2 separate regions of the Homo sapiens genome follow, and region 2 is linked to region 1. Evidence: chromatin loops called from intact Hi-C (ENCODE). Cell type or tissue: CD14-positive monocyte. All regions are shown on one strand. Each heading gives the region's core, and the rest is flanking DNA. Links, peaks and the distances in the headings are about the cores only.

The links. Peaks named below come from ENCODE experiments on the same cell type or tissue, not always from the same donor. Only the 100,000 strongest peaks of a DNase experiment are listed, where the experiment ranks them.
Region 2: it touches region 1 in a loop (1.8-fold over the local background); 2 of 110 quality-filtered maps call a loop at or near these places.

Annotation. Positions count from the first base shown.
Region 1 is chr21:41,695,560-41,711,539 of GRCh38, reverse strand. LINC00111 (long intergenic non-protein coding RNA 111) reads right to left here. Exons shown (of 3, transcript NR_024367.1): 3 at 14,204-14,302. It overlaps LINC00479 (long intergenic non-protein coding RNA 479), which reads left to right. Exons shown (of 6, transcript NR_027272.1): 6 at 1-20. Among named protein-coding and RNA genes, the nearest start is that of LINC00479, 12 kb to the left of the region's middle. RefSeq lists a silencer at 4,577-4,871. In CD14-positive monocyte, for the core only: no CTCF peak of the experiment used is centred there; a DNase peak (open chromatin) is centred at 9,589; H3K27ac peaks cover 537 bases.
Region 2 is chr21:41,643,985-41,659,964 of GRCh38, reverse strand. No RefSeq gene overlaps it. Among named protein-coding and RNA genes, the nearest start is that of LINC00111, 27 kb to the left of the region's middle. RefSeq lists an enhancer at 1-424. In CD14-positive monocyte, for the core only: no CTCF peak of the experiment used is centred there; DNase peaks (open chromatin) are centred at 7,924, 8,324 and 11,054; H3K4me3 peaks cover 890 bases; H3K27ac peaks cover 566 bases.

The sequences.
Region 1 (15,980 bases), core at 5,289-13,288:
ACAATATATTTTCAGGACTCAAAAGATTTGCTTGCTATGGACTTGTCTTGCAAAATAAAGAATCTCTTTGTAGACCACATTCATAGATGTATTTCATGTATGTTGACATTGATTTGGCTTGCTCAGAAATAGGAAACGTGAGAACTTGAATATCATGGCGTTTACAAAGCCAGTGAGGTCAGTTCCTCTCCTGGGCCTCAGGTGCAACCATTGGCCGCCTGGCCTACCTCTGGAAAGCGTTTGGAGAGGGCGTGAGTTCTTGCACCCACCCTCTGGTTTTGCAAGCTCCCTCTGCCATGGCTGGTGGAAGGCTGTGTTGGGGAGGTGGTGGAGTCACAGTGGCCTCCACTGTCAACGGTGCAGATGCCTGCTGTGGAAGGTATGATGTGCTGGATTCTGAATGCAGGTTGGGGCTATTTTTAGCATCTGGACCGGGCAGCAGGAGGCTGGGGGTGAGGCAGAGGGAGGGACAAGGCCAGCATGATTTGCTGCTAGTGGAGCTGGAGGAGAAGGCACCCACACGCTGGCTGGCCGCCCTCCTTTCCTGCTGGAGTTCCTGGTGAGTGCTTCCCCGGGGGCTGAGTTGTAGCTGTCTCCCTAAACACCTGGAAGGGTGTGGAAATGGGAAGTGACTCGAGGGTTTGGGCCCTGCGCTGCTCGGACTCGAAGGACAGATGGCCCAGACCTTGGGAAGGATGGTTCTGCCCCATCTGGTACTGGACTCCTGACTCCTGGGAGGCCTGTTGGTCGGTGGTGAGCGGCTTTGCCACATGTCATGACACATGGACATGACGCCACACTGCCTCAAGGGGCACTTGTGAAGGCCAAACTAGAAATGGATGAGCAGTGCTTAGCCCATGAGGAAGTGACACACCAGTGACAGCCTTGATGGCGGGGCCACGGGCTGAGAGGGTCTGGTCCCTTGGCTGCCACCAGCCTCCCAGGGCGTGTCTGCCACCAGCCTCCCAGGGCTGGGCAGCAACCATCCACAGGACTGGGGCTCAGCCTCTCTCCCTTTGTGGGAGCCACTGTTTTCTAAGGGTGTGGACATACATGTGGTCTGCTCCCTCCCTCCATGTTTCCTGGGCTGGAGAAGACCTGAGTCAGCACGTGAACGAGGAGAGGAGGCGGCTCTCCGCAAAGAAACCTAAACACAAGGTCTGATTCCCACTTCCCAGAGCCTCCTTCAGGGAGGCCATTGGCCCAAACCACTTTACAGTCACAGACTATTTGTGCGGAGGGAGACATTCCAGATCATCTTGCTTGATGCTTGCCAGTACATCAAGATGGTTCCTTTTTGTTGTCACTTGGAAAAAAGCTTGAAGGATAATACTCTTGGTTAAATGAACTGCAGGACTTTTCAGGGCCTTGACTAAACCCACATGATCAGGGTGTCAATAAATAGCGGTGTGGTATTCAGTATTCCACAAGTTTGTTGATTGAAACCTTTTACAATTTTATTTTCCCTTTATTTTTTAGAGATGGGGTCTTGCTCTGTCATCCAGGCTGGAGTGTAGTTGCATGATCATGGCTCACTGTGGCCTGAAAACCCTGGGCTCATGTGATCCTCTTGCCTTAGCCTCTCCAGTAGCTGGGTCTACAGGTGCATACCACCACGCCCGGCTAATAGTTTAAAAACATTTTCTGGATATGGGGTCTCCCCATGTTGTGCAGGCTGGTCTTGTGAGCCACTGCATCCAGCCTGAAACCTTTTAAAAGTCAGGCTTATTGAGATATAGGCTGGCGAGGTGGCTCATGCCTGTAATTCCAGCAATTTAGGAGGCTGAGGTGAGAGGATCATTTGAGGCCAGGAGTTTGAGACCAGTCTGGACAACATAGCAAGACCTCATCTCTACAAAAAAATTAAAACTAGCTGGGCATAGTGGCACACGCCTGTAGGTCCTAGCTACCAGGAAGTCTGGGGTGGGAGGATTGCTTGAGCTGGGTGACAAGCAATAGAATGAGACCCTATTAAAAAAAAAAGATAGAGTTATATAATCAACATACGGTAAAACTCATTGTTTTAGTGTACAGTTCTACGAGTTTTGACAAAGTTCTATGAGTTTGACGAAGTGGTCACAGTTGTGTAACCACCACCATAGCCAAACATAGACCACATCTATATCACCCCCAAACCACCCCCACACTCCTTGGCAGCCAGTTCCCAGCTCCCACTCTCAGCCCCTGCAACCACCAATTTGTTCCCTGTCTCTACAGTTTTGCCTTTTCCAGAATGTCCTCTCCATGGGATCTCAGCGTGTGGCTTTTGGTGTCTGGCATCTTTCACTCAGCGTAACACGTCTGAGATTCATCCATGTCGCTGTAAGTGTCAGTAGATGGTTCCTTTTTGTTGCTGAACAATAATATCTGCTGTTAGGGTTCCCCACAGTTTGCTTATCCACGTCCCAGCTGATGGATATTTGGGTTGTCTCCAGTTTGGAACGATTATGAATGAGCAGCCAGAAACATTTGTCTCCAGGTTTTTCTGTGATCTCTAGGCTTTGTTTGTTTGTGTTTGTTTTTGTTTTGTTTATGTTTTTGAGACAGAGTCTTGCTCTGTTGCCCAGGCTGGGGTGCTATGGCATGATCTTGGCTCACTGCAACCTCCGCCTCCTAGGTTCAAGCAATTTTCCTCTCTCAGCCTCCCGAGTAGCTGTGACTACAGGTGTACACCACCACACCCGGCTAATTTTTGTATTTTTAGTAGAGTCGGGGTTTTGCCACATTGGCCAGGCTGGTCTTGAACTCCTGACCTCAAGAGATCCGCCCACCTCAGCTTCCCAAAGTGCTGGGATTACAGGCGTGAGCCACTGTGCCTGCCCTGATCACTAGTTTTTACTTTTTGGGTAAATATCCAGGATTAGGATTGCTGGGTCATTCATTAAGTATCTGTTTAACTTTATAAGAAACTGCCCACCTATTTTCCAAAGTGGCTATTGCATCTTGCATTCTCGTTGGTGACTTGTGTGAGCTTCACTGGCTCCACGTTCTCACCAGCTTGGATTGCTTGAGCCAAGGAGTTCAAGACCAGCCTGGGCAACATAGTGAAACCTGTCTCTATAAAAAAATAAACAAATTTAGCCAGGTTTGGTGGTGCGTGTCTGCAGTCCCAGCTACTCAGGAGGCTGAGATGGGAGGATTGCTTGAGCCTGGGAGGTCGAGGCTGCAGTGAGCCAGGATTGCACCATTGCACTCCAGCCAGCCTGGGTGACAGAGTGAGACCCTGCCTCTGTCACAAAACAAAACAAAACAAAAAACCCCAACAAACAAACAAACAAACCACCCCCCAAAAAAAATCTGCTAGAGATCCTGGGAAATACTGTTGCTGACATTGCAGCCACCCTGGTTCCTCATCATTTCTTTCCTTCCATCTCCTTGGATTGTGAACAAGAGACTGGAGGTGGAGTGGGTGTCCTGTGACCAGGAAGCCTCCATGAGGAAGAAAGTGACACAGGATGGCAGAGCAGCAAGATAGAAGGAGCTTGGGGTCCTGGTGACATCCTGGGGAGGCTGTACAAGCCAGGACTGCTTGCTTGGGTAAGAAAATTAAAGTGCTGTTTGGTTGAGCCCTGGAATGGGGTTCTGGTTCATGCAGCCAAAGGTGATCCCTGGTGATGTGCTGGCACAGCAGAACAGTGAAAGCTGAAGCAGCACTGACTGCCAAAATGATCTCCAACTACACAAGCCTCGGGCACAGCAGCTCCAGAATGGCCGAGGAATCTGAGGCACCAGGGGTCTCTGAAGGTGGGGATGAGGGGCTGGCTTCATACTGTAGTAGTGGCTGAATGTATTGTCAGAGACACTTAGTCCCTGAGACTTCCTCGTTATCCACCTGGCTAGATGACTCATCCACCTCACTGAAGAGAACTCAGGAAGTGCACACTATAGAGAAATTGAGCCAGACCAGCTCTGGAGTTGGCACTCAGAGCGAGCAGAAAGAGGAGAAAGATGCCAAAAGACAAAACAAAACAATACCGACCTGCAGGACATGAATTTCCTTACTGAAAAGGCAAGCCACATTTTCAAATAATAAATGAAAAATCAAATGTAAGGGTAGAACAAAGATGTTTGAAGGTATGCAAGATGAAATCATTGAACCTCACATGCATTCTTTCTCAGCAAGTTCCTGTGGTATGGGTGTCACTTGCACAAGGAAGTAAACCCCAAAAGAGAAAGATGTGAGGCACAGGACACATTAGATTTAGCACCAGAAAAATACGAAGGAATTCTCACTGAAGTTGAAGGGAACTTTCAAGGGGGAGCTGTGCCACAAGCCAAGAGGTCAGCCAGCCCAGATACAAATAGGACAGAGAGCTCTGGAGGGGATGTCTCCAAGGGGAAGGACAAACAACAACAAAGCAACAACAAAAGAATGATTACTTAGTATGTTTGACTTTGTTGAGAGGACTTTTATAGGTCTATCAGAAAATTGGGGGGGGGATAATTGGTAAGTAGTAGACAAAAAAATTAAGTTTATGAAAAAATGAGGCAATTGTTAACCCCAGGAAAATCAAAAAGTTGTACTAAAAAGAAAAGACCATCCTAGTTCCCTAAGTGGTTTAGTTGTGACAACATTTATGGTGGTCATAGTAATATCAGAACTAAATATTGACTTGGCCAAAGGTTGCGAATTGTGTAACTGTGTAAGTTGTGAAGATGCTGGGTAGGTGGAATAGGTGGGAGTGTGTGGGAGGTGGTGGTGTAAGTGAGATAAAACCGAAAGGAATAGTACTGTAATCATGTTGGAAGTGTGAAGGTCAAGGTCAAGAGAAACAGCTGAGAGACTTGAAGGCCGATGACTCACAGGGGAGGGAGCTGGAGGTGGGAAGAGGTGCAGTGATAACAACTGTTTATTATCACAAGCCTTGCAGCACTACTTGACTATTAAAACAATGTTATAACAATCAAATTTTAAAAGGAAGAAATAATAACTTGGTGAAAGGGACGTTCTCTCTTCTCCAGAGAAAAGCAGCACAGTGTACCTGGGCATTTCTGTGTTGGTCTTAGAAACCCAAGCCCATTCGCCTGCCTGGGGGCCTCCAGCTGGCTGGAGTCTGAGCACTGGCCTCTGTGGCTGAAGCAGGGTCATCTCTCGCCCTTTGTCCATTCATGGACTGGCACAGGTGGATTTATGGCTATGTTGTCAGCCACCTATGAACAAGCGAGGGGTGCCAACAGGCCATGCTCTGGCAAACAGCCAATGTGGAAGACAGAGACTGTCCCTTGCACACTCTCCTGCTCCTCTCTGTCTTTTTCAGTCTTCTTGTTTTCCTTCCTAGTGGAATCCAAATGCTGGTGTTGAGACGGTAGGCAGGCCTGGGGGCTCCCCCGTACTATGCAGGTTCCTGCTCGGCGTTTCCCGTCCTGTTCACTTACTCCCACCTGCCTCCTTTGGGCTTTGGAGCGGGGACCTCCTGCAGCCAGGCCCCTAGAGGAATTCCTCAGATCCCTGCTGTCCCAGGGAAGAGTGCGGAAAGGAAGGGGTGGGCTGCATCCCTGTGCTCAGAACAGACACAACCACAGGGTTGTGGCTGATTTTGTGCCCAACTCTGAGAAATTGGAGCCAAGCAGGTCACCCTCTGCATGAGTGTCCCATGGCTGGTGCCACAAATTTTACAAACTGGGTGAATTCAACAACAGATTTTTTTTTCTCATGGTTCTGGAGACCAGACATCTGAAATCAAGGTGTGTGTGGGGCTGTGTTCCGTCTGAAGGCTCTGGGGAAGGACAGTTCCTTGCGTCTCTCCCATGTCTGTCAGTGGCCCGTGGTCCTGGGCTTCCGTGGCTGGTGGCTGCATCACTACATCCCCACGTTGGCCTTGGCCCGCCCGCTTCTGTGTGCCTCCTCACTTCATCCTCCCTCTACTCAGGTCTGTGTCCAAACTTCCCTCCTACAGGGACACCAGTGTTATGGGACTTAGGGCCCACCCTAACCCATCATGACCGCATCTTAACTTGATTCGTTTCTAAGACCCTCTTTCCATATAAGGTCTCATTCACAGGCACCGGGTTTAGGACTGGGACATATCATTTGTGGATACAATTCACATACAGCATTTTCGTCACTGACCTCCTCCTCCACCCTCATGGCTGCTCAGAACTTTCCACCCTTAAAAACTCCTCTCATCAACATGCTTCGCTAGCACAGTCCCACTTTGTCCTCTTCCCTTGTCACCAAACTTGTTGAAGGTCCTTTATACCTCAGCTTCCCCTGATACATTCCTCTGCCATCACCATCTGCCTGACCTGTGCCTTCTGGAAGGTGCCTGGCGGGAGGGGGTTTTCCTTGTGTCTGGTCCTTTGCATGCTCTGTGGCTTTTGAGGTGGGTGTTGAAGGCTATACAAGCCCACCCTCCCCCCACCACCCTCGGCTTGGCTTTGACCTGTGTGTACCCGGCATGCTGCACATGCTGTGTGTTTGTGTGTTTGTGTTTGTGTTTGTGTGTGTGTGAGGGGGACAGCCTTCTTGGGATTGCATTGTCCTGAGGGCACCCCTGAGTCCTCTGCACCGCTCAGCCCAACAGCAGAGACGGACAGACCCCAGAGAACCCGACTGGAATGGCTGGAGACTCTCCATTGGATTTTTGCCTCCAGGGTGAGCTTAGGACCCACATGGCCGGGCTTTGGGCTCATTGCTGGAGAGCTGCACCTGCTGCGGAACTCAGAGCGTAGCCTCTGGCTGGATCACTTCATTCCCTTGGCTCTGCCAGCACTTGTCAATCTCCAAAATCCAATCCACCCTTGAAAAGCAGAGGTTAATCAATGTGCTAGGGACAGAGAGGGGGCCACGGAGTGGACATCTCAATTTACTGAGTGACACCAGGCCAGTGACTTGACCTTTCGGAACAGCTTCCTGACCTGGAAGGTGGGGGTGAAAGTGCTTTCTTCATGGGTGGCTGTGAGAATTAATGAATTATTACAAGCAAAATACTTAGGCACAGTGGATGGCGCATAATAAGACCTCAATAAATAGTAGTGATCACTATGAATATAATGTAGTTTTCCAATAAGTGGGTGGCCCCCTGAACTCTGTGGTGTCTGTTTGAGGTCAGGTGTGTGAGTCGCCTGGCACACCTGCACTCTCTTTGTTTGCCCAGGTAATTGCTCACCTCCTGCAGGGGCTATTCTGGGGCCAAGCGACTCCTCCCTGGGCCTGGACAGGCAGTCCTGGGCCTGTGACAACACTGGGATCATAAAGACAAACAGGTTGGCCCTGTCAGCTGAATTCACCTGGGTCTTTGGGAAAGTCCCCACCGCAGCCATGTCCTGCGAGAAGCTGGGAGTTTTGCAGGTTGCAGGCCCTGCCTGCCACAACTTCCCAACACGTGGGGCTTCCTCGAGGCCAAGGCACTGAAGGGGCCACGGGCAGAGTGGCCCAGCTTAGGACTACAGCTGCAGAGCCAGGCTGGGCGGGGGCATGGTGGGGTGGGGGGAGTTGGGCAGGCGGGTCTCTCGCTGGCAGGGTGTTTCCCCTCCCCACCTCTCACGCCTGGGTGTGGAGGAGTCAGCCTGGTGTGTGATGCGAGGGGTCTGTCATCTGGGGCGGGAGTGAGCCTCCGTCTCCCGGACCTTGGCTCCCCCCACTCCCTCCCTCGTAGGCCTGGCTGCTGCCTGGCCCTTGTCACCCTGGACAAGTTGATGACACACGGATGGACATTCGCTCAGGTGTTCAGGGGTTGGGGAATTATTCCTCCCATAAATGTTGCTTTTAAAAAACTATTGTGATAAAATATCTAACATGAGATTTACCATCTTAACCATTATTAAGTGTACAGTTCATCGGTATTAAGGACATTTGCATTGTTTTGCAACCATCACCATCATCCACCTCCAGAACCTTTTCATTTTCCTAAACTGAAACTGTCACTCCACGAAGCACTCACTCCCCATTCCCCCTCCCCAAGCCCTGGCACCCACCCTTCTACTTCCTGTCTCTATGGATTTGACTACTCCGGGGACTTTATATAACTGGAATCAGACATTATTGTTCTTTTCTGTCTGGCTTTTTCACTCAGCATAATGTCCTCAGGGTTCATCCATGTCGGAGCATGGGTCAAGATTTTCTTCCTTAAGGCTGACGAATATTCTGTTGTATGGACAGACCATATTTTGTGTATCTGCTTATTTGTCAGTGGACACCTGGCTGCTTCCACCTTTGGACTGCTGTGAATAGTGCTGCTATGAAATGGATGTGTGATTGTCTCTTTGAATCTCTGCTTTCAATTCTTTTGAGTATAAACCCAGAAGTGGAGTTGCTACATCATACGGTAATTCTGTGTTTAATTCTTTGAGGAATTGTGGATGCTGCATTTTTCTTTTCTGAGACAGCATCTCACTCTGTTGCCCAGTCTGGAGTGCCATGGCACAATCAATCTTGGCTCACTGCAGCCTCAACCTCCTGGGCTCAAGTAATCCTCACACCTCAGCCTCCTGAGTAGCTGAGACTACAGACAAGCCACCATACCCAGCTAATTGTTTAATTTTTTGTAGAGATTTGTTGAGGTCTCGCTGTGTTGTGTGGGCTGGTCGGAAACTCCTGGGCTCAAGCCGTCCTCCTGCCTTGGCCTCCTAAAGTGTTGGGATTACAGGCATGAACCACTGTGTCTGGCCATGAATGCTGCATTTAAAGCAGGGATTTAAGAATGTGTCAAAAGTGGGAATGAAGACATGTTGCACAGAATGAAAAGGGTGCCCGGATCATGTCTGTCTGGCTCTCCATGACCACAGACAAGTGATTTCACCTTTCTGAGCTTCTGTTTCCTCATCTGTAAAATAGAAGTGCCTTCTTCCTTGTGCTGTGCGGGGTTTTGAGAAGAGGTAACTTAGTTTGGAAAGTGCTGAGCCTGGTGGTTCAGAGCCGGGGTTGGAAACCATGCCACCGCTCTTGTTTTTGCACTGCTGGAGAGCCAGGAATGGTTTTCTCACATTTCAAGTGTTGTAAAAAATGAAAGAATAGGTGACAGAGACCACATGTGACCTGCAAAGCCACTTTTTCCTCCCAGGCCCTTTGTAGGGAAAAGTTTGTGTTTTAGTTTAGAGATGGGCTTTGAAATCAGACGCTTGTGTTCCTGGGTGCCCTCTGCCTCATATAAGCCTCCTGACCTTGACCAAGTACTCTGTGATATAGTTTGGCTGTGTTCCCACTCAAATCTCATCTCAAATTGTAATTCCCATAATCCCCATGTGTCATGGGAGGGACCCAGCGGGAGGTAATTTGACCATGAGGGCAGTTATCAGGGATAGTGAGTGCTCATGGGATCTGACGGTTTTGTAAGGGAATTTTCCCCCTTCTGCTCGGCACCTCTCCTTGGTGTTGCCGTGTGAAGAATGCATTTATTTCCCCTTTCACCATGATTGTAAGTTCCCTGAGGCCTCCTTACCCATTCTGAACTGTGAGTCAATTAAACCTCTTTCCTTTATAAATTACTCAGTCTTGGGTACGTTGTTATTAGCAGCATGAGAACGGACTAATACAGTAAATTGTATTGCTCTGTGCCTCCGTTTCGTCATCTGCAAAATGGGCATAAGAATCCCACGGGGTTCGTCATCGAACTTGCATCAAGTCACTGCTTAGCAAGGCAACCCCAACTACCTCATTTCAGTTGTGACACACTCAGCTCCTTCCAGCACATTCTACAATGCGTGTCTTGTGTTTGCTGAGTCATGCAGTTAGGACATGAGGCTCTCAGTGACAGGGGTCTTCACAGGCTTTGTGTGCTGATGTGTCTCTGGGGCGTACGACAGCACTCTGCAGAGAGCAGGCACTCAGTATTTGCAGAGTGAATGCAGACCCCACAGGGTTATATGAGAACAAGATGGGTTAATACTTGGGAGACATTGAGAGCAGTGCCCAAGACCCCCAGGCACGCTGGGGGAAGCCTTACTCCAGGGAAGGTTCCTGGGGTGTCTGCTCTGGGTTCTGCTTCAGCCAACACAACTTGGCAGATCCAATGCTAGGTGGCACAGTGGAGAAGGCCAGTAGACCTCCTGGGGCACGCAGAGAGGCATGGTGTCAAAAGGGGTGCTGCTGGCCAGATGACCCAAGGCCAACAGTCAGCTCTCCTGGGACCTGCCCAACGGGTCCCCGACACCTTTTTGAGCATCACCCAGGAGGCTGCCAAAGACCAAAGCATTAGTCCTGTTACCACCATGGGTCACAGAATCTGAAGCTGCCCTTTGCAGAAGCCCAGCTCTGCCAAATTTGCAACAGTTGACAAATGCCTCTGCTCTACTCACTCATTTCAGTGGAGGTAATAACCTCTTAATGATGACCCTACAGGGAAGAAATCATCCCCATTTTATAGATGGAGGTACGGAGGCTCTCAGAGGCAAAATGACTCACCCAAGCTCTCACTGTTACTAAATATCCATTACTTGGACTTGATCCCAGGGTGGTAACCACTGGATCTGCTGTTCAGAGAATGAGTGAATGGAAGGTGCATGTAAGAAGGAGGCGTCGGAATCACCGGTGTTCTGGGGAAGGGGTAGGGAAGACACTGCATCTCCTGGAAGGACCAAGGATGGGGTGGGAGGTCCTTCTTGGGGCAAGACCTGTGGCTGGGAGGAGAGGATGAGGGGAGTGGAGGTTGACTTAATGTTGCAAAGAGACACAGACTCTGAGTGATGACTAATTTTAGGTGTCAATTTGACTAGACCATGGGGTACCCATATTAGGCATAATTTCTGGGGGTGTCTGTGTGGATGTTTCCAGAAGAGATTAGCATTTGAAGTGGTAGACCCAGTAAAGCAGATGGCCCTCCCCAGTGTAGGTGGGCATCATCCAATCGCCTGAGGGCTTGGATAGAACGAAAGGTGGAGGAAGGGGAAATTGACCCTGTATTAGTCTGTTTTCACGCTGCTGATAAAGACATACCCGAGACTGCAAAGAAAAAGAGGTTGGATTGGACTTAAAGTTCCACATGGCTGGGGAGGCCTCAGAATCATGGCAGGAGGTAAAAGACACTTCTTCCATGGCGGCAGCAAGAGAAAAACAAGGAAGAAGCAAAAGTGGAAACCCCTGATAACCCATCAGATTTTGTGAGACTTATTTAGTATCACGAGAATAGCATGGGAAAGACTGGCCCCCATGACTCAATTACCTCCCCCTGGGTCCCTCCCAAAACAAGTGGGAATCCTGGGAGATAACATTCAAGTTGAGATTAGGGTGGGGACACAGCCAAACCATATTAGTCCTCTCATGCCTCCTGTCTGCTGAGCTGGGACATCTCCTCTCACCTTCTCTGACCCTGGGACTGAGAGTTCCACCATCGCTCTCCTGGTTTTCAGGCCTTTGGATTCAGACTCAATCTCAGCACCATCACCAGCACCCTTGGTCCTCCAGCTTGCAGATGGCAGAGCGTGGGGCTTCTCAGCCTCCATAGCCATGGGAGCCAGGTCTTCCCAATAACTTTCCCTCCCTCCTTTCTTCCCTCTCTCTCTAACTCCTACTGATTCTGTTTGAGAAATCTAAATACCCTTCGCTTTGATGACCTATGGCTGCACACTTGGAGGAAACGTCTTCTGACTGGCTGGAGGCTCCTGCACTTGCCCCTAAAGACTGTGATGGGGGACAGAGTGCTTCGGGCATCAAACCCAAAAGGCTCTCATTGACTCTTCGTGGCCTGTCATCGTGGCCTCTGGGAGTTGACTTAACCTCACCAGTGTGCTGACCTGACTCTTCATGCAGCCCAGGTCATTGTTTGTGGTTCTCTCCAAGGCAGGCCATGCTCCCAGCACAAAGCCATGTTGGGTAATTCATCCATTCACCAGTGAGGGCAGGGGCGGAGATGGCTGGAAGGAGGTGGGTGGAGAAGCAGGTAAATGAGGTGGTTTTGTTGACAGATAAGTAGACCTGTGTCATGGAGCAAGTGTTCCACGATAGGAAATGCAAGACCAGCAATGTCCAGGAAGTTCCAGGACAGCCAGTGACCTGCCACGGCAGGCAGCAGCCCCTGGGCCTGGGTCAGAAAGGCACAGCTAGCTGGTTGGAGGAGTCCCCCTCGCCCCTTCCATCAGAGGCTGGAAAAGGAATATGAGATTGTCTGCAGAGACAAATGGAAAGCCCTTCAGACAGCGGCCTGGGACCGCGCGCGCCTTCTCCAGCCGGTTCAGCAAGAGGAATGGTCACTGGAACGGGAGGAGCTGGCAGAAGAGGAAGGAGCACTGACTAAGACTGACTTGAGTGCCCAGAGCATGGCTGCACCCTTGGAGCATTTGCACACTCAGAGCACAGGAGCCAATCATCATCCCAGACTCTTCCCTCAGCCATCTGAGGGGAAAATGGCAGGTAAAATGGGAATCATGATATTTTCTTAAAATGAGGAATTATAAACACACGTGAATCTGTGACCAGTGAGAGTTTTGGAGGAGAGAGGGGGGCTAGGGCTCCTCCCCCAGACCACACCGCCACGCCCACAAATGCGTTTCCAATTACACCATCTATGGAGGATACGGCAAGCCCTTGCAAACTGGTTACCTGGAAAGAAAGGAGAGAAATTGTGTGATGTGGTGAGGTGGGGACCTGTGTCCCCACCAAATCTCATGTTCAGTTGTTATCCCCAGTGCTGGGGGTGGGGCCCGGTTGGAGGTGGTTGGATCACTGGGGTGGATCCTTCATGAATGGCTTAGCACCATCACCTGGTGCTGTCTTGTGATAGAGTTCTCATGAGATCTGGTTGATTAAAAGTGTGTGGCGCCTCCCCCACCTCTCTCTCATGGTCTGGCCATGTGAGACGCGCCTGCTTCCCCTTTGTCTTCACCATGATTGTAAGTTTCTTGAGGCCTCCCCAGAAGCAGATGTCCCCATGCTTCCTGTACAGCCTGCTGAACCGTGAGCCAATTAAATCTCTTTTCTTTATAAATGACCCAGTTTCAGGTATTTCTTTATAGCTATGTGAGAACAGACTAATACACTTTTTTTTTTATGCTAGTATATTTTGAGAGTTTGCTATGGGTCTGGCACTGACTCAATCCTGTGGGTACCTTATTTCCATGAATCTCTATTAATTTTTGAAAACTGAGCTGGATGCTTCAATGGCTTCAGCTTAGAGAAGAGGAAGCAGAGGACAGAGAAGAAACTTGTTGTGATCATATAGGCAATAGAGGTAAAGCCAGGAGCTCAAATCCACCCAGAGGTCACAGATGAGGCGTATCAGGAAGGTCTGCGCTCAGCCCAGCAGCTGTTGCAGCCCTCGCAGAGATGCTGCCTCGGTCTCAGAACAGCAGGCCCGTCGTCTGATCGGAGGGTCCAGAGTGAGGACTGACCGTGGCTTCTTACACCCCGAATGACTGGCCTAGTCATGGCTGGTTCTGCAAGAGCTGGTCGACTAGAGGATCACTGGGCCCCCTAACACCACCTGAAGCCTCTGTAGCTCAGAGAGTGTGAGCTAATGGAGAAGTGACTAGATGGCTCAGGTGTGACTCAGGCAGGCCACTTGGACCACTGCGTGGACCTTCCCTCCCCAGGAACCTCAGGCCAGAGCCAGGCTTCTTGGAAGGGAGTGGCTGGGGGAAGAAGAGGAAAAGAAACAGGTGGGTGGGATTTCAGTGGGCGGGAACGAAGAGCCCACCCGGCCACATCAGTGCCCACCGCATCTGAGCTGTTTGGGACAGATGAGGACCGGCCTGCTGTTGGGAGTGCATCATAATCCCAATAGACACAATCCCGAGTGTCGAAATCCTGAAAAATCAGAATCCTAAAACCCTGATTCTGTAAAAAATAATTTTAAAATGTTAGAAAATATTTACATTTTTAAAAGGGAATTTATTTGAGAAACATAAAAACAAAACATAAACGTATGTTTTAAAATTAAACATAAAACATAAAAATTAAACATAAAAAGCACAATGGAACACTTCATAGGCCACTTTAATAAAACAGGCAGTAAGAACACACATGTTTTTGTAAGCATAGACAGGTGTGCTAATGAGAGTCACACAGGTATATCAACTATGAGCAGATGAACCGTATTCATAAGGAAATGGGTCAGAAAGGGAGATGTGGTAATGCAGATCGCTATGGTTGGTGATTGTGTGCACCTGGCGTATAACTGCGGTCACCTGAAGTGCCGTGACGGACAACCTAAGTCTACTGACAAGATCGCGCAGCAACCTCGATGGGTCCCCGCCACATACATATGCAGTCACCCAAAGAGCTGAGAGAGATCTGGAGAAATGTTGTCTTTCACAAATGCAGATGTACAAAAAAGATATCTTTTCATTTATTGAGGAAGTTTCAACGCTTTTACACTCACACACAGCTTGCAAAGCAGCATTGTGATAGTTCACTTTTATGAAGTCAGATCTGCAAAAAATGCATAAAGAATTAGAACTCTAAAAATCTCTACAAGCCTGGATGACATGGCGAAACCCTGTCTCTACAAAAAATACAAAAATTAGCCGGGCGTGGTGATGTGTGCCTGTAGTCTCGGCTCCTTGGGAGGCTCCATTGAGCCCGGGCAGTGGAGGCTACAGTGAGCAGTGGCCATGCCACTGCCCTCCAGCCTGAATGACAGAGAGAGACCCTGTCTCAAAAATAAATAAATAAATAAAAATAAAAAGTCCCTATACAATTTATACCTCCAGTATTGGAAATGATGCAAAGATGAAATACACAGCATGCAGAACTGTGAATGAAAATGCTGACAATTTAAAATAGTGAAAAAAAAACTTTAAAAAGAAAAGGAACACAAACAAAAAACTTGTCCTGTAATTGCCACTTTTGGGATGTTAGATGTTGGCGGTTTTAGCGATTTTGATCTTTTGGGATTTCGGTATTTGGGATTGTGGTCCAAACTTGCTGCTTTTCTACCCTGTGCAGTCCGGGGATGCTGGGAACAGTGAGGGAGAGGAAGGCGATGGTTTTACGGAAAGTGCAAGTCTTCTTTGAGGGACTTAACAGCTGCATGCTGAGATGGGGCTCTAGAGCTCTCCCTTGTCCTCGTGGTCCGCAATGGGTGGTTGACTGCCAAATCCCAGACTCATATCTTCAATACGTGACCAGTATGCCATCTCCTCTCCTTTCCCTGCCGTGGTCTAGGCCAGTCCCTCTACCTCATCTGGACTGGTGCGTTGACTTATCTGCTTAACTCTGATGGCCCCTTCCTGGTTCCATCCCATCCCTGGTTCAGCCGCTTCTAGCTCTGACCTTGGGCAAGTTACTTAAACCCCAGCGTAAGCCTTTGTTTCCTATGGGGTGATTATGAGGGTTGAGTGAGTGAATATCTGCAAAGGACTCAGAACACAGCCTGTACACAGTAAGTACTAAATAAATGTTGGTTGTTTTTTATGATTGCTGTTTTTTTTCCTACCACACTGGAGCCAGCAAGCTATTTAAAAACACATCTGATTATGTCACATTTCTGCTTTTGAGTCCGTAAAAGGGAATTATTTTCTGAATGACACTGGAAAAGAATCAGGTTAGATTTTCCCTAATTTATACCAAGGTAGTTTGCCTGTGAATTTAAGATAAATGTAAAACAATATATATTAGAGGACAATATTTAATGGATCTCAGTTCTGGGAAGAAATTGTCGGCATAAAATTAATGGAAGGAACCATCAATGAAGGTATGAATACATAAAATAAAAATCTCCTGGAGTAAAAATGATGCAAAGAGAAAAAATTTGAAAAAATATTAGCATAAATATGGCAAGCAAAGGGTTGAACTCCTAAATATATAGAAGAGCTCCTTTAAATTAATAAGAAAAACACTCCACTAGCAAATTGGTCAGAAAGCATGCACAGAAATTGCACAAAACAAAGGAAGCTCTCAGAACTCTGAGAACAATGAAGCTAATGTTGATTGCACACTCAGGTCACAGACACCAGCGGAGAGACCTGTGTGCATGACCTCATTTCATCTTCACGAGGGCTCCCCAGGTCACTAGGTCCTCATCAGCAGAGCCAGGGTCTGAACATCTCTTGGACTCTGAAGCCTGCACCCTTGACCACTACACTGTATAAATACACTTTTTAAAGTA
Region 2 (15,980 bases), core at 4,430-12,429, 51 kb after region 1:
ATTGCCACTCATCTTTTCAATAGACTGGCCATGAGAATCCGTCTCTCAGGCTGTGGGTCTAGGGAAGGGGTCCCAGGAAGCAGACTCTGCAGATGAGACCCTGTCCAGGTGGGATCCCTGCCAGTTGGGTGGCCCTGAGGGTCCCAGCACCTGGGATGAGAAGATTCTCAGCCCCAGTGTCCAGGGAGCTTCCCCTCAGCTGGGTGAGTGGGTAGGTGGCAGTGGAGGGAGGCACAGTGGCTGGAAGGTCATGGGAATAGTGGTTGTAAAGGCTAGAAGTGGGCAGCTACACCTTCAAAGAGGAAAACAGGCTGTCTTGGGGCTGAAGTCAAGGGTCTGAGACACGGGGAGGGGACCCCAAGCCTTGGGGGGGAAATACTTGGGCAGGTGCATCTGAAGTCTTTAAACGCCAGATTCCACCTAATTCTCTGGGCTTGCAAAAGTGGTCCCCTGCCCCTTGTTCAAAGATAGATTCCCCCGTTCACCCTCACCCTCTCTTCTGCTTAAAGGTAGAAAGGGGTCTGGTATAGCGGTGTCTTGTGGGACAAATCTTGGCTTCCTCAGCACCTGCCTCCCTCTCCTTCCTGGCCTGACCTCTGGGTGTCTGGTCAAATCGCAGCACTGCCTGGCTGACACCTGGAGCAGGACCCAGAAGACCATCCCTGAAGGGGAGTCTCCAGGGCTTTGGATCCAGGGAAACAGGGTGGGGAACCCCTGGGAACCCCAGAGTCGGTATGAAGATTCTTTTAAGCTGAAGTCATGTAAGAAAGATTTAATAGATGCAGAAAGAAACCTTCTTAGAACTTCTCTCATCTCACTAAAAGAAACTTCTAAGAGGTGAGAAGTGCCCTAATTCCCTCTTTGAGGTGGCTTCTCCTCCCAGGAGAGAGATCCAGAATAAACCTGCTATGAATTCCTTCTCCAGGGGAGTTTTGTGACCATGATGAACACTCACATCTGCATAAACAAACTCTATCCTTCACTTTCTCATCTCCCATTTGTCCTGCTAAAAGCCCATGTGTCTTTCCTAAAGCAACTTTGTTCTTCCTTAGAAACCTGTCTCCTTCTCCCTTTCCCCTATAATTTAGGCACATGCTATGGTCTGAATGTTTGTGTCTCTCCAAAATCCCTGTGTTGAAATCTAATCTCTAACCTTGTGGATTAAGAGGTGGGGATTTGGGGGAGATTAAATCCGGAGGGCCCCACCCTCATCCCTGGGATTGGTGCCCTTAAAAAAGAGGTGGAAGAGGCTGCCTTATCCCTTCCATTGCGTGAAGATGCAGGCAGAAAGTGCCATCTTGAAAGCAGAGAGCGTGCCCTCACCACACACGGAATCTGCTGGCACTAGGGAGGTAGGAGGTGAGGCTTGACTCTGGAGGTGGGGCTTGGACATCAGATCAAATTGAGGACTAGCTAAAACAGGGCTGGGGTGGAAGCAGCTTTCCATCAGACAGCCCACCAGTGTGCAATGTCAGTTGACCATCGCCATGGCAACGCCTGGGAGTTACTGCCCCTTTCCATGGCAATGACCCAAAGACCCAAAATTCCCTAGGAATGTCTGCATAACCCACCCTTAATCTGCATGCAATGAAAAGTAGGTATCAATATGACTACAGAACTGCCCTGAGCTGCTACTCACTGCCTGTGGGTTAGCTCCACTCTGCAGGAGCAGTCCTGGAGCTGTAACTCCACTGCTTCAATGAAACTTTCCTTCTACCTCTGCCTTGCCCTTAAATTCTTTCCTGGGCAAAACCAAGTGTCTTCACAGGCTAAGCTCCACTTTGGGCTTGTCTGCCCTACATCACCTTGATCTTGGATTCTTCAACCTCCAGAACTGTGAGAAATAAATTTCTGTTGCTTGGTATTTTGTTCACACTGCAGGCACGGGCCCTTTGAGTTCCTCACCACTGAGCACTCTGCATGTGTGTGTGCTGGACATGTAAATCAACTCTGCCTTTTCTTTCCTTTTTTTTTTTTTTTTTTTTTTTGAGACTGATTCTTGCTCTGTCGCCAGGCTGGAGTGCAGTGGCATGATCTCAGCTCACTGCAACCTCCACCTCCCAGGTTCAAGCGACTCCCCAGCCTCAGCCTCCAGAGTAGCTGGGAAAACAGGCGCACGCCACCACAGCCAGCTAATTTTTTGTATTTTAATAGAGACAGGGTTTCACCATGTTGGCCAGGATGGTCTCGATTTCCTGACCTCGTGATCTGCCCACCTCAGCCTCCCAAAGTCCTGGGATTACAGGTGTGAGCCACCAAGCACCCACTACCGGTGCCCCCCCACCCCACATACTCTCTCTTTTCTCTTGCTAATCTGTCTTTTGTCAGTTTAATTCACAGGCCCTCATTTGCTAAACCTATAAGGGTAGAAGGAAAGGTTTCTCTTCCCCAACAACAGAAAAGAAAGCTGGATAAGAAATTTACTGCCATGAAGGCTGTCACTGTAGCACAGGATTTGACACCTTAGAAGGACCCTGGGAAAGTTCAATGCACCATTAGGATGGCCCTAAAAAGCTTGGAAAAGCCAACAGTCCACATTAAGTGAAGAATAGTTGCACCCTGCATGGTAGACAGTGGCTCAGGGAAGGGGCTGTGCTAGAATGCGTCTACTGGGGAATGTTGGAAAACCTGTCAGCTGGGTTCCTTAGAAGGGCCCAGGGGACACTCCATGGGGTGGGCGGACACCAACACTACCAAGAATCGGAGTGGAGGCTGTTCTCTCTAGAATGTGGATGATGATAGGAGATGCTGTTACAGAACTAACTCCCTGGCAGCAGTGGGGGTGATGGGCTGCTGGACTGGCAGAGACTATTCAACCCTTAACCATCAGAAGCAAGGTCAGTGTGATCCCTGTACTGCACAGCAAGGTCAGAAAGGCAGCCAGAGACTCCTGGCCTGCAGGAATCTGGAGAGCTGCATGGCAGAACGTAGTGCTCCCAGAAGAGAGATGGTCAGGTGTGATGGGGGGTTTACATGCCAGCTCGGCCAGGCTGGAGTCCCCGGTTATTCACTCAAACTGTTGTCTCGTTGCTGCTGTGAAGGTGTTTTGTGAACGTGACGAAAGTCCATCGTTGGTTTACCTTAAGTAAGGGAGATTGTCCTGGGGAATCTGTGTGGGCCTCATTTGATCTGTTCAGAGGCTTGAAGAATAGAGATGAGACTTTCCTAAAGAAAAAGCTCCCTTGGGGATGCCAGCTTTGGTCTGTGCCCCAGAGTTCCAGCCTGTGCCTCCTGACTTGCCTAGGCGGCCTCCACCATCGCACACGCTGATTCCTTGCAATAAATCTCTCGACATGTATTTCCTACGGATTCTGTTTCAATGGTGGAACAATGACTGATACAACAGTTAATACTAAGAATACTATTTAGGCCAGGTGCAGTGGCTCACACCTGTAACCCCAGCATTTTGGGAGATGGAAGGATCACTTGAGCCCAGGAGTTCAAGACCAGTCTGGGTAACATAGCAAGACCTTGTCTCTATTTATAAAATAAGATAACATTTTTAAAAAGAGTATTATTTAATATTTAAAATCAAAAGGTTTTAAGAATGAGTGGCCATCATTCTTAATATCTTTTGACTGGTAGAAAGTCACAGTCCTTTGCCAGTTTCCAGACCTGAGCAGGAACCCATGGAATGGAGAAGCCAAGTCCCCACAATGAGATGCCGTAATCTCACCATGAGAAAAGCTGCAGCGATTCCCCAGGCCTTTCCTGGAGGGCCCTGGAGCCATTTTTCAGGTAGTCCACTGGAAAAGGAGCATGTCCAGATCTTTTGGGGGCTGTTGGATTTAGAGTCTGAATTAATTCTGACATCTAGAGATTCAAAGCGCCTTCACGGCTCCTTGCTAGGGTGAGGGTGTATGAGGTGAAGTAATACATGAAGTTTCCAGTTCTCGGCTCATCTCACACAGCAGGTACATTGGGTCCTCTGACCCACCCAGTGGTTGTAACTCAGGTTCTGGAAGGTAAAGTGTTTTTTTTTTTTTTTTAATCCGTGTGTGTGTGTGTGTGTGTGTGTGTGTGTGGCATATACTAAAAATGGAATTTTATTCAGCCTTAAAAAGGAAGTTCTGACATTTGTTACAATATGAATGAACCTTGAGAACATTATGCTATGTGAAATAAGGCAGTAACAGAAAAACAAATAATGCACGATTTCACTTACCTGAGGTACCTAGGGTATCAAATTCATAGAGGCAGGAAGTAGAATGGTGATGATCAGGGGCAGAGGGGAGGAGGAAATGGGGAGCAATTATTTAATGATATACGATTTCAGCTTTAAAAGATAAAGAGGAATTCTGGAGGTAGATGGGGTGACTGTTACATGACATTATGAATGTATTTAGTATTGCTAAACACTACATTTAACAATGTTAAGATGGTCAATTTTGTGGTAGTATTGTTACCACAGTAAGAAACTGGGAAGAAATGGTGCAACTGGAGGTGAGAAAAGATGAAGTAAATTGCACGAGGGAAACGCTGATCAACTTACACGGAGGAGAATCAAGCTACTGTGCAAAACTGAGGAAAGAAGAAGTGAGAGTTAAGTATATTATTTATCATTTCAAAATGAGTCAAGGTAATAACCGGAATCATGCCATCATCAAATATTAAGGAGAATATGAGAGAGATTTGGCAGTGTGAATGAGCTACATTTCATTTTTATTTTTTATTTATTTATTTATTTATATTTATTTATTTGAGACTGAGTCTCGCTCTGTCGCCCAGGCTGGAGTGCAGTGACGTGATCATGGCTCACTGCAAGCTCCGCCTCCCAGGTTGACACCATTCTCCTGCCTCTGCCTCCCCAGTAGCTGGGACTACAGGCAACCGCCACCACACCTGGTTAATTTTTTTTGTATTTTTAGTGGAGATGGGGTTTTACCATGTTAGCCAAGATGGTCTCGATCTCCTGACCTCTTGATCCACCTGCCTCGGGTCCCAAAGTGCTGGGATTACAGGCGTGAGCCATTGCGCCCGGCCTACATTTCATTTTTATATGAGACAGTGAATAGCATTGTTTGCAATGTATAAACTTAATTTAACACAGGGATGGTGGTTGTCATCATATTCCCATCTGATATGGTTTGGCTCTGTGTCCCTGCCCAAATCTCATCTTGAATTTTACCCCCTTAATTCCCATATGTGGTGGGAGGGATCTGGTGGGAGATAATCGAATCACGGGGGTGGTTTCTCCTATACTGTTCTCGTGGTAGTGAATAAGTCTCATGAGATCTGATGGTTTGATAAGGGGAAACCCCTTTCCCTTGGCTGTCATTCCCTCTGTTGCCGCCACCATGTAAGAAGTGCCTTTGCTTTCTGCCATGATTGTGAGGCCTCCCAAGCCACGTGGAACCGTAAGTCCATTAAACCTCTTTCTTTTGTAAGTTGCCCAGTTTCGGGTATGTGTTTATCAGCAGCATGGAAACGGACTAATACACCATCCAATTCACCAGCCCAGCCTTTGCCGAAGCTGGGTGGGTCATGTCCGCGACAGTAGACCCTTCCAATCACAGCTGTTGGGCTGGGTGTGGGGTCTATGCCAGAGATCACTCTAGCCTCTGGTATGACATTTGTAACCATCTGGCTTCAATACCCACCAGAGAGAAGGATCAGAGGCAGTTTTTATTTACATGAGATAGACAACAATACACATGCACCATCTCTCCCCAGGACTCCATTAATTCTGCTCTGTTGCAATATAGCTGGTGGTGACCCAGACCACCCGGACAGTCTGCAGAACACCACAGTGGCCCATTATATGAACCCCATGTTGATTAGACCTAAGGAGCAGGAAGGGACAAGTCCTGTATTCTGAATTCCTTGGCAAGACATGTGCATTCCAAAGGGGAGTAGATAAACTCTGTATTGCTTCAGGGGCCAGCTGCATTGGTTAATTTTTTAGAATGGTTTGGGACCTGCCAGAACATTCCTTCCAAAGTAAAGTACAAGCTATTGCACCTTGCACCTCCTACCATTAAGAAGGAAGCACAGTGCTTGGCAGCCTTTTTGGATTTTGAAGGCAGCATGTGCTGCACCTTGGAATACCTCTCTGACCCACCAATCAGGCGAAGTGGAAGGCTGCTAGCTTTGAGCAGAGCTCAAAGAAAGGAAATGTGTGGCAGGTTGAGGCTCTGGCACAAGCAACCCTATTGCCAGGACCATAGGACTTGGCAGGTTCCTCGTCCCTAGAGGTAGTTGAGGAAGAGGAAGATGTCAGGGGGGGCCTCCAGCACGACCAACGAGGGTGTTGCAGGGCCGACGGCTAGAGACCTGGAGCAAGGCCAGCACAGGTGCAGCAGAGAATTGCACTCCATTCACAGGGCCCCTTCCCTGGGCAGCCTGCTGGGCCTTGGTAGAAACAGAGCATCTACCCATAGGACATATTCGCGCAATGGAATATCTGCACAATGGAACATTAGCCATAAGAAGGCAGGAAGCTCTGACACATGCCACAACACACACGAACCTTGAAGATATCATGCTGGATGAAAGAAGCCAGACACAAAAGGCCACATACTGAACGATTCTATCTATGCGCCCAGAATAGGCTAATTCATAGAGACAGAAAGGAGCTTAGTGGTGCCAGGGGCTGGGGGAAGGAATGGTGGGGCTGAGGAGGTGATGCCTAGAGGGTGCAGGGCATCTTTTTGAAGTGATGAACGTGTTCTAAAATTGACTGTGGTATGTACCCAAAGAAATAGAAATCCTTCTGGCCGGGTGCCGTGACTCATGCCTGTAATCCCAGCACTTTGGGAGGCCAAGGCAGGTGGATCACCTGAGGTCAGGAGTTGAAGACCAGCCTGACCAACATGGTGAAATCCCGTCTCTACTAAAAATACAAAAAATTAGCTGGGCTTGATGGCGGACGCCTGTAATCCCAGCTACCCAGGAGGCTGAGGCAGGATAATCACTTGAACCTGGGAGGTGGAGGTTGCAGTGAGCTGAGATCATGCCATTGCACTCCAGCCTGGGCAACATGAGCGAAACTCCATCTCAAAAAAAAAAAAAAGAAAAAAGAAAAGAAAAGAAATATAAATCCTTTAGAAATATAAATCCTTCTATCATAAAGACACATGCACTTGTATGTTCATCCCAGCACTATTCTCAGTAACAAAGGCAGGGAATCAAGCTAGATGCCCATCAACAGTGGACTGCATGAAGAAAATGTGGTCCATATATGCCATGGAATACTGTGCAGCCATAAACAGAACGCGATCATGCCCTTTGCAGCAACATGGATGGAGCTGGAGGCCATGATCCTAAGTGAATTAATGCAGGAACAGAAAACCAAATACCACATGTTCTTACTTAGAAGTGAGAACTAAACCCTGTGCACATATGGACACAAAGAAAGGAACAGTAGGTGCTGGAGTCTACTTGAGGGTGGACGGTGGAAGGAGGGTGAGGATCAAAACGCTACCTACTGCGTCTCATGCTGGTTCCTGGGTGATGAAATAATCTGTACACCAAACTCCCACGATGCACAATTTACTCAGGGAACGAGTCTGCACAGGTACCCCCTGAACCGAAAACAAAAGTTGGAAAGAAAAACTAATAATAATAATAAAGATAAAATTGACTGTGGCAATGATTGTGTAACTTTGTGACTATACTAAACACCATTGGATCGTACGGTTTACCTGGGTGAATTCTATGGCATATGAATTACGGCTCAATAAAATTATTTTTAAAATATTTTGAATTAAAAAATGCAACAAAACTCCCTACAGTAAGGTGCTAGTAGGTGCTAATGCCTCACATCAAATAAACCTTTTGTCCTCGACCTGGTCCCTTGGCACCGCTTAGCTCTGTTGGGAGGCCCTGACTCCCTCGCTGGCTGGGAGACAGGCCTGGTTATCACCCCCAGTGACTCTCTCCGGCCACTAGTTGGATCTTCGTGATGTCTGGTGTGACCCTTGGTTCTCTGACCTCAATGACTGTAGCTTGAGTCAGGCTCCCTCTCCTTTTCTCCTGGCCCAAGATCTAGAAGAACTGGATCCTCACCCTGGCTGTGTGATCTTTGGTAAGTTACTCCACCTCTCCGATCTGTCCTCTCTTGTTTCATCTGCAAATTATGGGCAGTGCCCTAGGTCAAAGATCATCAGGTTTGATTTGAAGCCTTTGCCATTCATAAATTTGTGTTTTGCATTTGGGCTTGTTAGGAAATAAGGAGAAAGTGTTGTAAAAATTCCGTTTCTCTTTGGTTTTGTACTTACTATTTTAGAAATTAATAAGATATATGCCAGTTCCTGTTTCTAAATTTGAACTACTAAGAGTGATTTTTAATGACTGTGTTGAGGAAATAAGCCATTGCCAGGAGCAGCAGCCAGGAGGAAGTTCTCCCTGGCAGAGGAAGGGATGGTGCCCATGGGGAGGGCATGTCCATACTCTTTCCCAGAGCCCCGAGCTGGCAGGGCCTCTCGGACACAGCGATGCTTCGCTGGACCCGTGGGCTGCCCACGCCCTCTCTGCCTCCTTTCCTTGGCTGCAAACCAGACGGAACTCAGGAAGGGAAAAAAAATTAATGTGACATTGCTGTGAAGTATTTGAGGACAAACATGGAACAATCTCTTTTCACCCCTGGTTGCATTTCAGAAATACAGCTGGCCATCCACTGGGAGGGGGGGCGGGGTTCAGAATCCCAGGGAGCAGTTTCCCCCTCATTCTCCTCGGCCTTTTGCAACGCAGTGCATGCAGCAAGTATGTGCAACCCGTCCCTTCCTGCAATTTGGAAGGAAGAACCTGGGGATGAAGAGGGGACACCCTCTCCGTGTCCCAGACCTAATCCTCCACCTGCTTGGCTGTTCCTCTACTATCTCCTTCTGCTGCTCCAAAGTTCTCTCCTGTTGATGAGCCTCAGCCCTGCAGAGCCCCAGACAAAGTCTGCGATGTGCCGGAACCTTGGCTGAAGGAGTGGGCAGGCAGGACAGACTCTGCAGGGCCCAGTGCGAAATGAAAACGCGGAGCTCCTCGTTCAGAAAGTATTAAGGATTTCAAGACGTCCGCAGCAGAGATTTGACGGACGCACAGGCCCTTCTGAGCTCGGGAGCCTGGGGGTGCGTGCCTTGGTGGCTGCTCGTGGGCGGCTGTAGGCCTTGGGAATGGACGAGAATAGAATAGAGGAATAGCGTGTTTGTGTTTTGCCCGCACCATGGTGATGTGTGTTGTTTAACTAAACAACCAAACCAAAGAAAGGTGTTGCCCTACAAACAACCTCTCTCCCAGGCTCCCTGTGTGACCTTCTGGCCCTTGGAGGAGGCACAGATGCGTGGAACAGAGCCAGCAGACACCACCTCTCTGGAAGTGAAGATGGAACCAGGCTGGGTGCAGGATTAAGTCAGTCAATGCAGCTTATATGCAGTCTCGAGCTATTCCTGCTTGGCTTCCATGAGGTAACCAGGTTTTAGAGAGCAGGTGAAGACAGAGGAGAGGAGATAACAGAGGTCCAAAATGTCCCTCAATGTGAAAACCTGGTCCCAAAGAACTTTCACATGCCCTTTGCCACCTGCAAGCTACTTCACTCACCTTGAGCATTTTACCCTTCCAGTAGCCCTGTGAGTGCGGAGGAACAGTCGCGGAGGAACAGTCCCTTAGCTCATTCCATCAACCTCGAGTCCAGTTTTACCCTCCCAGTAGCCCTGTGAGTGGGGAGGAATAGTACCGTAGCTCATTCCATCAACCTGGAAGTCCAGGGCAGGCTGTCTCTTGTTCAGGGTCAGTGGACAGTGAATGGGGGCTGGAACCCAGATTTTCAGACTCCACATCAAATATCTTTTATCCTCTAAGTGCTAGATGGTGCAATTAGTAAGCATCTTCTAAGTTCTATCACCAGGAGGCTTAAAATGCTTATGCCGGCCGAGTGTGGTGGTTCACACTTGTAATCCCAGCACTTTGGGAGGCCAAGGCGGGCGGATCACTTGAAGACAGGAGTTTGAGACCAGCCTGGCCAATACGGTGAAAACCTGTCTCTACTAAAAACACAAAAAAATTAGCTGGGCGTGGTGGCGGGCGCCTGTAATTCCAGCTACTCAGGTGGCTGAGGCAGGAGAGTCGCTCGAACCCAGGAGGTGGAGGTTGCAGTGAGCCGAGATCACATCATTGCAATCCAGCCTGGGCAACAAGAGCGAAACTCCGTCTCAAAAAAAAAAAAAAAAAATGCTTATGCCAAGTGAGCTCGCTCCCCAGCACACCGAAGCAAAGCTCTCCTTCTGCCCCGCCAGAGTCTAACCTAGGCTGACGGACTCGGCCTGGGGCTGCCACCGAGGGAACCATGAGAAATCAGTCAGGCGAAGTTGGACTCAAACTGTTTTTAATATATGTTTTTAATTTTATGATTCATCTTTTAATGCTGAATCTGTTTTTGTTGTTTAAAATTTAGCTTTTAAAAACTGTAAATAAATGTTTATATAGAATTGGGATTATGCTATAATAAAGCCTTTTTTTACATACTATGAACACTTTCCCTCATTAAACATTCTTCCGCAACATTTTGAATGTCTACAAAATGTTCTATTTTATAGGTTTACCCTAATCGATTCAATCAGTGTCCATTTGTTGGTGGTTTTCAACTGTTTACAATGTTTTATTTTATTTTGAAATCATCTTACTTCAACAATTTCTGAATGTGGTCCTTTAATTTGGTACTTTTTTTTTTTTTTTTTTGATGAAGTCTTGCTCTGTTGCCCAGGCTGGAGTGCAGTGGTGTGATCATGGTTCACTGCAGCCTCGGCCTCCTGGGCTCAATGCAATCCTCCCACCCCAGCCTTCCAAGAAGCTGGGACTGCAGACAGGTGCCACCATGCCTGGCTATTTTTTTTTTTTTTTTTGGTAGAGACAGGGTCTCACTTTGTTGCCCAGGCTGGTGTTGAACTTCTAGGCTCAAATAATCCTACTGCCTTGGCCTCCTAAAGTGTAGGGATTACAGGCGTAAGCCACCACGCCTGGCTTAACTTGGGACTTTTGAAAAAACCAAGACATTTTTGGAAAGAAGTCAGGATTTTGGCTGAATTAGATAAAAGATGACATAATAACGGCAAGTCCCATACATGAGTCATTCTGGTGCCCCAATGCAGGTTTCATCTTGTGGAGTTATGTTGAGCTCCCACTCACAGCTAGGAGACACTTTTGGTCCCAGGAGGGACAGGGACGTCTGGGTGCAGCAGCTGCCTCCGGACACGGGACACGGGTCTGCGCTTTGCTTCCCTCTGCCTCCCCCGGGGCCCAGCTGGTCACTGGCCATCTTGAGCCATGAACACTTCTCTGCTCTTCCTGCCACCCTGCTGCTGTGCCTTATCTTCAGCTTCACACATCCACGGAGACATCACCCTCCCTTGGAATGCATTTGCTTTGGGTTTCCAGCCCATTGGTCTTGCAGTCCACACAACTTTAGTGTTGTAAATGTGCAGCCAGACAAAGCTGTCAGAATGTTCGAGGTCCAGAGGGAAGCCACTCTAACTCCACCCGCGCTGTGGCCCTCTCTGGTGGGCTTGTGGCCTCCGTCCTGTGGCCCCAGGCATGGGTACAGCTCCAGCTGGAAGAAGTCAGGAAAGGAAAAGAGGACAGGCGCCTGCTCCTGAAGGAGCTGTGTGGACACTGCCTGTTCCCTGTGCATTCACGTGTGGTGCCACACCTTAGTCTCAGGAGTGGGAGGGCAGGCTCCATCCAGGTGGAACTGGGGCATGAGGAAAATACAGAGGGTCTGGGGTCCTGGTCACCGGTTGCCATTTTGACCCTAAAAAGGGCTCAACACAGCTGCGGGTGTATCAGGGAGAGAGAGACCTGTGTCCAAGTTAAAAGTACCCACTTACTAGCAACTTCAGGAGGGGACGGGAACCCCCATCTGCCTGGGAAGGCAGCATTTTTTTTTCTTAGCTGGCAAGAGTCTTTTAACATGAGGAAGGCTTAGAACTAAACATCAGAATGATGGAGTAAGTCAACCACAAATATCAGTATGGGGAGAATTAAGTCTAGAATAAAAATACTGGGCATGTTTGGTATTTAAAGTGTCTGAAATATTAAGAGAAATTGGCACATTAGAGGAAAAACACATTGAATTAGCCTTGTGATTTGGGTTTAAATCATGTCACTGAGCAATTGTTTTTAGCCTGTGATTTTGGGTGGAAAATATAAGAGCATTTTACTGAGCTTTTGCACAATGTTGGGACAGTCCAGGGCGTGGACATTCACCTGTTCAAACTCTACTTGTTGGATTTAGTGGAGTGACTTTAGTACTGGAGGTGTTATTGCTTCTTGGAACCATTTACAATAATTTTAGAAGACAGTAATGAATTTGCAATGCAGTTTAACGTGTTTAAGGGAACCTCATTTATTAGGTTTGTAAATATGATCGATACCTTTAGGGCGTTTAGTAGTTCAAATCCATTTGTTCAAACATTAATCTTGTTTTTTTGAGACAGGGTCTCACTCTGTTGTCCAGGCTGGAATGTAGTAGCGTGATCACGGCTCACCACTGCCTTGACCTCCTGGGCTCAAGCAATCCTCCCACCTCAGCCTCCCAAATAGCTGGGACCTCAGGATGTACCACCACGCCTGGCTAATTTTGTTTATTTTTTTTCAGAGATGGGGTTTCACTGTGTTGCACAGGCTGTTCTTGAACACCTGGACTCATGTCATCTTCCTGCCTCGGGCTCTTAAAGTGCTGGAATTACAGGCGTGAACCACCACACCTGGCCAAACATTAACTGAATTGAGTCTCCTTGAAAATAATATTAAAATTGTCTGGCTTGACAAATAAAATGAGTTGATTTGTAAGGTAAACTTCAAAACCCAAGGAAAACTAGATATTGAAATATGAAACTTATTACATTCAAGATTGGTTCTATCTATATTTTATGGCATAACTCTATTTATCTCACCATTTGGCAACACATTTTTACACTTGTCATAAACCCTTTGGGCCATGGTGAACTAAAAAATAAAATGAAAGTGCATGCAAAATATAAAATTAAGTTATTGGATTTCTGTTTCTCCGGAAAGTTGATTATGATGTCTACTTACGCAAAATGTTTGTGAACGTTTACCATTTGCGGTAAATGCAGTGACATCACCAAGCACATGAAAAGCAGAAGAAACAGCAGCATTGGCCTCAAAAGCTGGTAACTCTTTTCAGGCAGCCAAAGACAGTGACTGACGCCTGCAGCCATGTCACTCTGGGACTTTTCATGTAGATCAAATGTCAGTGCTCATTAATTTCCTTCTTTGTCAACTTCGAGTTTTCTTATGATTTACTCGATGACGTGATAGCTGTTATGTGTTACCTCCATGAGCAGGATTTCACAGACCGTTAAGTGATGTGGATATAATATGTGTATTATCAGATGCTTCCAACAGAAAAGCCCACTCAGTTAATTGGAATAACTTAATTTTTATTAAATCATTAAATAAAAATAAAGCTTTTGAGGCCAGGTGCAGTGGCTCACGCCTGTAATCCCAGCACTTTGGCAGGCCGAGGTGGGAAGATCACCTGGGGTCAGGAGTTTGAGACCAGCCTGACCAACATGGAGAAACCCCATCTCTACAAAAAATTAGCCTGGCGTGGTGGCGCATGCCTGTAATCTCAGCTACTCAGGAGACTGAGGCAGGAGAACCGCTTGAACCTAGGAGGCAGAGGTTGCAGTGAGCAGGGATTGTGCCATTTTACTCCAGCCTGGGCAACAAGAATGAAACTTCATCAAAAAAAAAAAAAAAAAGTAAAGCTTTTGAACATTCGTTCTGTTGAAGATGTATCATTGGCTCCTTTTAAAAATGCAAGATGTAACTTGCAGTTAACTATTCAATATTGCTGGTGTCATTGTTCTTATGGTGATACTACAAATACAAATGTTGGTGTCGTACAGCATCATGTAGAAATGTGCTATTATCAAATTTAAAAAGTATAGAGCAGGCCAGGTGCGGTGGCTCACGCCTATAATCCCAGCACTTTGGGAGGCCAAGGCGGGCGGATCACCTGAGGTCAGGAGTTTGAGACCAGCCTGGCCAACACGGCAAAACCCCGTCTCTACTAAAAATTCAAAAACAGCCAGGCGTGGTGGCAGACGCCTATAATCCCAGCGACTCGGGAGGCTGAGGCGCAACAATCACTTGAATTCAGGAGGCGGAGCTTGCAGTGAGCTGAGATCACACCACTGCACTCCAGCCTGGGCAACAGAGCGAGACTCAGTCTCAAAAAAAAAAGCATAGAGCAGAAATCAAGTTGGAACTGTTTTTAGTGAACAAATAATTTATGCGTGAGTCTTAAACTTTAATACGCCTCTAATTCAAGAGAAAGTTGCCGATATTAAAACTTACAAATTTTTTACATGTACTAAAATGCAACATTGCCACAACAATGCTAATAGAAGTGGCAAGAAGGCCTTAATCAGGACAATATATACTTTCTTCCTTTTTGCTCCATCATTAGATTTTAGAAGTGCACAGCCCCAGAGAAAGTAGTTTATAAATCCACCTAAATGACTTACAATAGATTTGTGTGTGTTTGTGTGTGCGTAATTGGGTCTTCTAGACTTACCTTGCATTTAGTTCCAAATCAGTGGGAAATCTTTAATCAAACCATTCAACAAATACATAACTAAAAACTTTTGAAACTTTTAGCAAATTATTACAATTATTAAAAACAAGATTGCAAACAGAAAGACTATTTAAATTTGTCACCACAAAAGTAAGAGAGGAACTGAGTAAAATGCATGATGTCTACCCCGTGTAGGAGAGTGACTTTGGAATTCTAAAATTTATTCCTGAAGTGTCTCAATGTGTGGAACAAATTTTGTAGAGCTCTTATTTTAATTGGATATATGTATAGTATGTATCAGAATGGAGTAAAATTGAAAAGGCCTATGACTTTTAACACCTAAATTTGACAAAATATTTAAAAGAATCATGCATGAAAAAAGCCTATTTGACCCAATTTGCCCTATAAAGACACTTAGGAAAGAAAGATCCTTTGGATTGAAGTCAGAACACAGGATCTGTGACAATATCTCGGTGAAATATTGACCTTTCCATTAGAAAAAATTGAAACTGTCTTGTCCTGAGCAGAGTTAGCTCATCCACAGATGCTCATTCATCTGACAACCTCAGGGTCTACGGAGAAGATTCCACTTAGCTGGTCGGCAAATTCAAATTCATTAGCCACAAAAATGTCTTCTTAAAGAAGTTTCTAGGCAATTTTATGAGAGATTAAAATAAGATAGCTCTGAAAATAATGCATTCTTCTGAAAAAATGCCACTAATGGTGATAGAATCAAATAAGGCTAAAAAACTGATTAAAGAATGTGACTAGGTATCAAGAATAATTATTCAGGCTGGGTACAGTGGCACCTGCCTGTAATCGCAGCACTTTAGGAGGCCAAAGTGGGAGAATCACTTGAGCCCAAGAGTTCAAGATCATCTTGGGCAACATGGCAGAATCCCTGTCTCTACAAAAAAATACCAAAATTAGCCGGGCATGCTGGTACGTGCCTGTAGTCCCAGCTACTGGAGAGGCTGAGATAGGAGAATTGTTTGAGCCCAAAAGACAGAGGTTGCAGTGAGCCGAGACCATGCCACTGCACTTCAGCCTGGGGACTCTATCTCAAAAAAAAAAAAAAAAAAAAAAGAATAATTATTCAGCTTGTAATTGTTTTTTAATATTCAGATAATCAATACAAAAAAGAAGATATTAGTTTTTTGCTTCAATGTAAACATGTTATTTTTCCCTTTTGAGAAAGCGTTTCTTGAGGGTTTCTTGAAAATTAAACATACAACTACCGCATGACCTCGTTGTTCTACTCCTAGATATTTGTCCAAGAGAAATGAAAATTTAAATTTAAATTTAATTTTTTTCTCTGCAACTACAATGTCTGCTTTATTAGAAATAAAAATTACATGTTACCACAGTATTCTGCCCTTGTCCTAATATGCAAAGATATTTCAGTGCAAATTTATTTTTCCCCAGCTTTATTGAGTTACAATTTATATCC